2 separate regions of the Mus musculus genome follow, and region 2 is linked to region 1. A link is a loop called in an ENCODE intact Hi-C map of the cell type or tissue named here. Cell type or tissue: left cerebral cortex. All regions are shown on one strand. Links, peaks and the distances in the headings refer to the core of each region. The heading gives the core; the rest is flanking DNA.

Evidence for each region. Hi-C counts contacts between places; a loop is a spot of excess contacts. Peaks named below come from ENCODE experiments on the same cell type or tissue, not always from the same donor. Only the 100,000 strongest peaks of a DNase experiment are listed, where the experiment ranks them.
Region 2: it touches region 1 in a loop (5-fold over the local background); 30 of 42 quality-filtered maps call a loop at or near these places.

Annotation. Positions count from the first base shown.
Region 1 is chr13:55,470,306-55,473,201 of GRCm38, reverse strand. Prr7 (proline rich 7 (synaptic)) reads right to left here. Exons shown (of 3, transcript NM_001030296.4): 2 at 766-1,414; 3 at 47-609. The coding sequence starts at 1,177. The coding sequence ends at 212. Among named protein-coding and RNA genes, the nearest start is that of Mir6944, 6.0 kb to the left of the region's middle. In left cerebral cortex, for the core only: CTCF peaks have their summits at 1,428 and 1,641 (motif pointing right); DNase peaks (open chromatin) are centred at 823, 1,671, 1,934, 2,642 and 1 more place; H3K4me3 peaks cover 1,835 bases; H3K27ac peaks cover 2,500 bases.
Region 2 is chr13:55,419,776-55,422,671 of GRCm38, reverse strand. It overlaps F12 (coagulation factor XII (Hageman factor)), which reads left to right. Exons shown (of 14, transcript NM_021489.3): 4 at 196-266; 5 at 595-705; 6 at 788-919; 7 at 1,043-1,147; 8 at 1,264-1,429; 9 at 1,525-1,697; 10 at 1,801-2,023; 11 at 2,189-2,325; 12 at 2,412-2,555. Among named protein-coding and RNA genes, the nearest start is that of F12, 5.6 kb to the left of the region's middle. In left cerebral cortex, for the core only: a CTCF peak has its summit at 1,370; a DNase peak (open chromatin) is centred at 1,316; H3K4me3 peaks cover 727 bases.

The sequences.
Region 1 (2,896 bases), core at 198-2,697:
GTCACTAGCACCTTGTGCTTAAAGCAGCTGGTATCCCCCTCCGCTTGTACCAAAGCAGATCACACACCTTTATTATCCTCAAAATGTAACAAACAGGGTAAGAAATCCCTCCCTCCCCCCCACCCCTCCCTGCAGTCCAAGGGAAGCATTTAAAAAGCCTCGCAGTCAGGCTAGGAGTTCGCCCGTGGGGCTCGGGACGCCGGGCGCCCCTCTATACGGCTGTAGTCCTCCCGAACAAGGGGATGGAGACCGGCAGACGCCAAGCTCCGTGCTCCAGGGGCTCTCGGCTGCTGAGCTCTGAGTCGGTCCAGCTGGGGAAAACCCGGCGGCTGCGTTCCGCCTGCAGACAGAGGGCAGGGCAGGGTGCGGCGGGCCGCGGGGCGCTGGGAAGATGCAGCGCCGAAGTATAGCCCCGGTCCAGGAAGAGAGGCTTGTAACTCGGAGGCGGCTGCTCCTGCTTCTCCGCGCTGTCGCGGCGGCTCAGAAAGGGCGTGACGATCTTGCGGTAGAGGCCGCGAGTGTCCGTGAGCACCTCGCTGTAGGGAGGCGGCGGCTCGGCCATCAGCACCGCCTCCTCGTAGCACGGCGGCTTAGACATGTCCGATTCCGCTGCGGAACGGGAAGCGGGCTGGTGAGGATGAAGCCGCCGGCCCGGGGCAGAAGCCTCGCCCAGCCACCACCACCCCAGCCCGCTTCTCCCGGTGCTAAGGGTGGGGCGCCTCCGGCATGGGCAGGGAGCGCTCGCCTGCCGAAACGCAGCCTTACCTTGGCGCGGATAGCTCCAGGGCCGGGGCGGCACGGCGAGGTGCGGCGGCGGTGGGTGCGGCAGTGCGTGATGGTGTGGGTGCGGGTGCGCGTGCGGCGGCGCCGGCCCGTGGTGCAGCAGCGGGTGCACGTGCACGTGCGAGTGCGCGTGCACAGGCGCCTCCAGACGGCTGCGGTGCGGTGGCGGCGGCGGCGCCAGGCCGGGAGGACTTCCAGCCAGGCTGCCCTCAAGCTCGAGGGGCTCCAGCTCCAGGGCACGCAAGTTCTGCTCCCTTAGTCGCTCCTCCTGGCGCCGTTTGAGGCGGCGGCGCAGGAAGCTGCAGAAGCAGCAGAGCAGGACGATGAGACCCCAGATGAGCCAGAAGCCGGCGAAGCAAGTGAGGAACGTGTAGGTGCCCTGGGACATCACCATGGCTGCGGCACAAGCGGCAGGTCCTCGGCGGCTCTACTGGACGCTGGGCTCCTCGGCGTGGCCCCGGGGCCGCGCCACGCTCCCAGGTGCCGCCAGTGTCACTCGGGGACCTGCGGCCGGGGGCTGCCTGCGGCGGGGCTCAATAGGCGCACATGCCGGCGAGGGGCAACTGTGGTTCCCGCTCCTTCCCATGGCGCCGGCCGGCGCGGGCCTGCTTCACCCGGGGCCGCGAGCGACCTGCGGGGCAGACACAGGGCTCAGCGAGGCTCGCCAGGGTCCTTGGTGACTCCCGGCCTGCATCCGCGTCCCGCGCAGGGCCGGGGATGCCTCCTCGGTGGGAACCCCCGCACTCCCCGGGGGCCGGGTGACGTCACCCAGGGATGACGTCACGCCCCGAGGTTTCCCCGATAGGGTTTCCCCCGAATCGGGACCCGGCGACCGCGTGCTGACGCGACCCAAGAGAGGCCAGTAGGGGGCGCGCGGAGTCCGCCCGCGACCCCAGGGTCCAGCTTCGAGGTGGTTTCGGAAGCTGTGACTGCCAGGACGCTGGAGTAGTCTTGGCGCGGTGTTTTGGGGGCGAGGGAAAGGGCAGTGCACCTCCAGGAGGCCCACCAGCAGTCCGCTTGGAGCCCAGTTTCTGCCCTGCACTGCTTCCAACTATTAGCCACGCCTGAAAGAGATTGGCGAGTGGCTGCCACTGCATGCCACCAGCCCGGTCTTTGTCTGTTCCCAACACCGTGTGCTGGGCGTGGGCCAGGCCGGCTTTCCTTCCTCTAGGCGCCTCTGCCAGCCGGATTCTAGCCCCAACTCGACTTCCCACACCACCTACTCATGCGCAAACCCCACTTGGCTGCACCTCTCTTACTTCCAACCCAACCCCCTTCCTTCCACTAATCCCTTTCCCTCTTTGTAAAGTGGGGTAGAAAATTAGATTTGTCTTTCAGACCCACCTAGCCCTACAGTCAGGACAAACCCTGGTCTCTGGGTCCACCTCCTATCACAGCAGGGGGCGACATCTCTGCATGGGTGGGGGGCTACAGGGGTTGGTGGGAGAGAAGTCTGGAGCCCTGACTGCTTAATTAAGGCCAAGCAACAGACGGGTCACCATCCCCACAGAACAGAGATGGGCCTTTCTCGAATACCTTCTACCAGCAACTTACACAACCCTGTGGGTAACAGTGTCTTTCTAACTCACAGCTGGGAGCTGGAAGAGCAGTTAACTGCACAGACCGCAGCTCTAATTTGAACCTAGGTCTAGTCACCAAGCGCTGGCCCACTGAACTTGTGAGAAGGAAGGTTTTCCAGGAGCTTCAAGGAAATGCCTGGCCTTGGCGCACCCACACTCACTCAGCTTTGGTGCCCGAAATCAGCTTAAGACTCGGGCTGAAAGGGTGCCAGGCCTTGGCCACCCCATCTCCCCAGATGGCTCCTGTCTGACTCTCTGGCTGCCTTCAGCCATGTGTCACTTGGTGCCCGTGCCAGTCCTATCCTCCTGGGCCTGCGTTCCAGAGCAGACAAGGGTAGGAACAATAGCTCTGCCCGCCCCCTTGACAACCCCACCACGAGGCTGCCATGGTGATGCAGCCCAGATAAAAACACGATGCTGCCAGTCACTGGGAGTTAATTAAATCTGTTGTTCTCTTTCCTTGAGCCCTCAGGAACAGGAATGTTCTGAAGAAATAGGCACAAGCTAGAGGTTTCAAGCAAAAGGGCAGAAAC
Region 2 (2,896 bases), core at 228-2,727, 51 kb after region 1:
TAAGACATTTTCTAATAGGGGTTGGGGGAGGGGGCTGGATGAAATGGACTCTGTCTAGCTATCTAAGCATCGTGTTTGGTCAAAAGGTGTGTGTGTGTGTGTGTGTGTGTGTGTGTGTGTGTTTGTGTGTGTGTGTGAAGCAAGGCTAGCCTAGCCAGCCTCAGGCACTGCAGGGAAACCTCATCTATCCCCCAGGTGTGCTACCACCCCCAACTTTGATGAAGATCAGCAATGGGGATACTGCTTGGAGCCCAAGAAAGTGAAAGGTATGTATGGCATGCAGGCCCCGGGTGGCTCAAGGCTGTGTGTGTCTTGCTGCTCACTCCGTTCCCACACACCTACTCACCTACTAAGCATCATCAGATGCCAAACACTTGGGATTCTGGGCCCCGCCCTTTTCCTTCTCTTACAGCATTCTTTCAAAAGTCAGAGGAAGAATTCTGGGGAAAGAGGCCACCATTGTCCAGATGAGCTTGAGGGTCTAGAAGCTTGGGGTTCTATGGTTTGATGACAAGCAGGTGCAGGCAGGGTATTGGTCCCTACATATGTCCTTCCGACTCCGGAAGTGCTTCGCTCTTGTTATCTACCTCTCAGACCATTGCAGCAAACACAACCCGTGCCACAAAGGAGGGACATGTATCAACACCCCCAATGGGCCACACTGTCTCTGCCCTGAACACCTCACTGGGAAACATTGCCAGAAAGGTAAGAGGAACTGCCTCCCAGCAAGATGTCCCTGGAGACCCGGTGCTTTGCCATGGTCCCATTGACTTCCTTGTGTCCCCAGAGAAATGCTTTGAGCCTCAGCTTCTCAAGTTCTTCCACGAGAATGAGCTATGGTTTAGAACGGGGCCAGGAGGTGTGGCCAGGTGCGAGTGCAAAGGTTCTGAGGCTCACTGCAAGCCGGTGGCCAGCCAGGGTAAGTGGGTGTGCAGGGACTGTGGGGAGGAGGGCAGAGAGTCAGGAACCCCTGGTAGAAGGCTGGGTGCAATGATGTACACAGGTAAGGCTCAGTTTGCACCTCTCCCCACCCCACCCCCAGCCTGCAGCATCAATCCGTGCCTTAATGGGGGCAGCTGCCTCCTCGTGGAGGACCACCCACTGTGCCGTTGCCCTACAGGCTACACTGGATATTTTTGCGACTTGGGTGAGTAAGACCCCGTGTGGAAAGGCTTGCGGAGGTGGATAGAGAGAATGGAAGTGAACCAGAGGGCTCCAACAGACTCATCCGCCGACTGCAGGGAGCCATCTCTCTTTCTCTAGACCTTTGGGCGACCTGCTATGAAGGCAGGGGGCTCAGCTACCGGGGCCAGGCTGGAACTACGCAATCGGGTGCGCCATGTCAGCGGTGGACCGTGGAGGCCACCTACCGGAACATGACTGAGAAGCAAGCGCTAAGCTGGGGCCTGGGCCACCACGCATTTTGCCGGTTCGCGAGAAGGGACCGGGCAGGGGAACTTGCTTTCTCTTAGGGTCCTCGAGGGCCTCCCCACGTTCTAACAGTGCTCCCTCTTGAGATTGCAGGAACCCAGATAATGACACACGTCCATGGTGCTTCGTCTGGAGTGGCGACAGGCTGAGCTGGGACTATTGCGGCCTGGAGCAGTGCCAGACGCCAACGTTTGCACCTCTAGTTGTCCCTGAGAGTCAGGAGGAGTCCCCGTCCCAGGCACCATCTCTGTCCCATGCACCAAATGGTTAGGCAGAGGAGGGGGTCCCGGCGCAGAGGACATGGGTCTCTCTTATTCCTGGCAGCCCGTGCCAGGTATCCATGGCCTCAGCCAGTCTCTCCTTCCACAGACTCGACCGATCATCAGACTTCTCTGTCCAAGACCAACACGATGGGCTGCGGACAGAGGTTCCGCAAGGGACTGTCCTCGTTCATGCGCGTGGTGGGCGGACTAGTGGCTCTGCCTGGGTCGCACCCCTACATCGCTGCACTGTACTGGGGTAACAACTTCTGCGCGGGCAGTCTCATCGCCCCCTGTTGGGTGCTGACCGCGGCTCACTGCCTGCAGAATCGGCAAGTGCCACCCTCGGTGACCCCCTAGACCGCTCCTACCGTACCCGCACCCTACTCTTTCCCTGCCCGCCATTCTTGAGCTCCCTCGAGGGGTTGGAAACTAAGGCACCCCCAGAGCATTTGTAGCCGGTCTGAGCCTGCTGCCTGTCCCCCACCCGACTGCAGGCCAGCGCCCGAGGAACTGACAGTGGTACTTGGTCAAGATCGCCACAACCAGAGCTGCGAGTGGTGCCAGACTCTGGCTGTGCGCTCCTACCGCCTTCACGAGGGCTTCTCCTCCATCACCTACCAGCACGACTTGGGTGGGGTGGCCCTACAGGGATAGGGAGAAAGGATGGCGGAGGGCTGGGGCCCTATGTCGCCATCTAACCTTTGCCTCTCGGGGTAGCTCTGCTGCGCCTGCAGGAAAGCAAAACCAACAGTTGCGCGATCCTGTCACCTCACGTTCAGCCTGTGTGTCTACCCAGCGGCGCGGCCCCACCCTCTGAGACAGTGCTCTGCGAGGTGGCCGGCTGGGGTCACCAGTTCGAGGGTAGGCACAACTGTTGGGCGCTGGTTGGAGACTTTTGGTTATCTAGGAGCGCAGTTGGTACGCCCCGATGAATCTGGGGGACAAGTTTCACTGACATGACAGTTGTAAAAAACGCACAGAGCCCTTGTCTCTGTAGCGTGACTTTCCCAGATTCTAGAATTCTCTGTCGAGATTCCAGAGCCCCTTGAGGTTTGTTCTAGTTTTTTGCCTTCTATTGTGGCGTTAAACACCATGACCAAATCCAGCTTAGGCAGGAAAGGTTTTATTTGGCTTCCGAGGTTGCAGGGTTTCTTGCTGTCCACCATTGAGGAAGCCACAACAGGGAGTGGAGGCAGGAACTG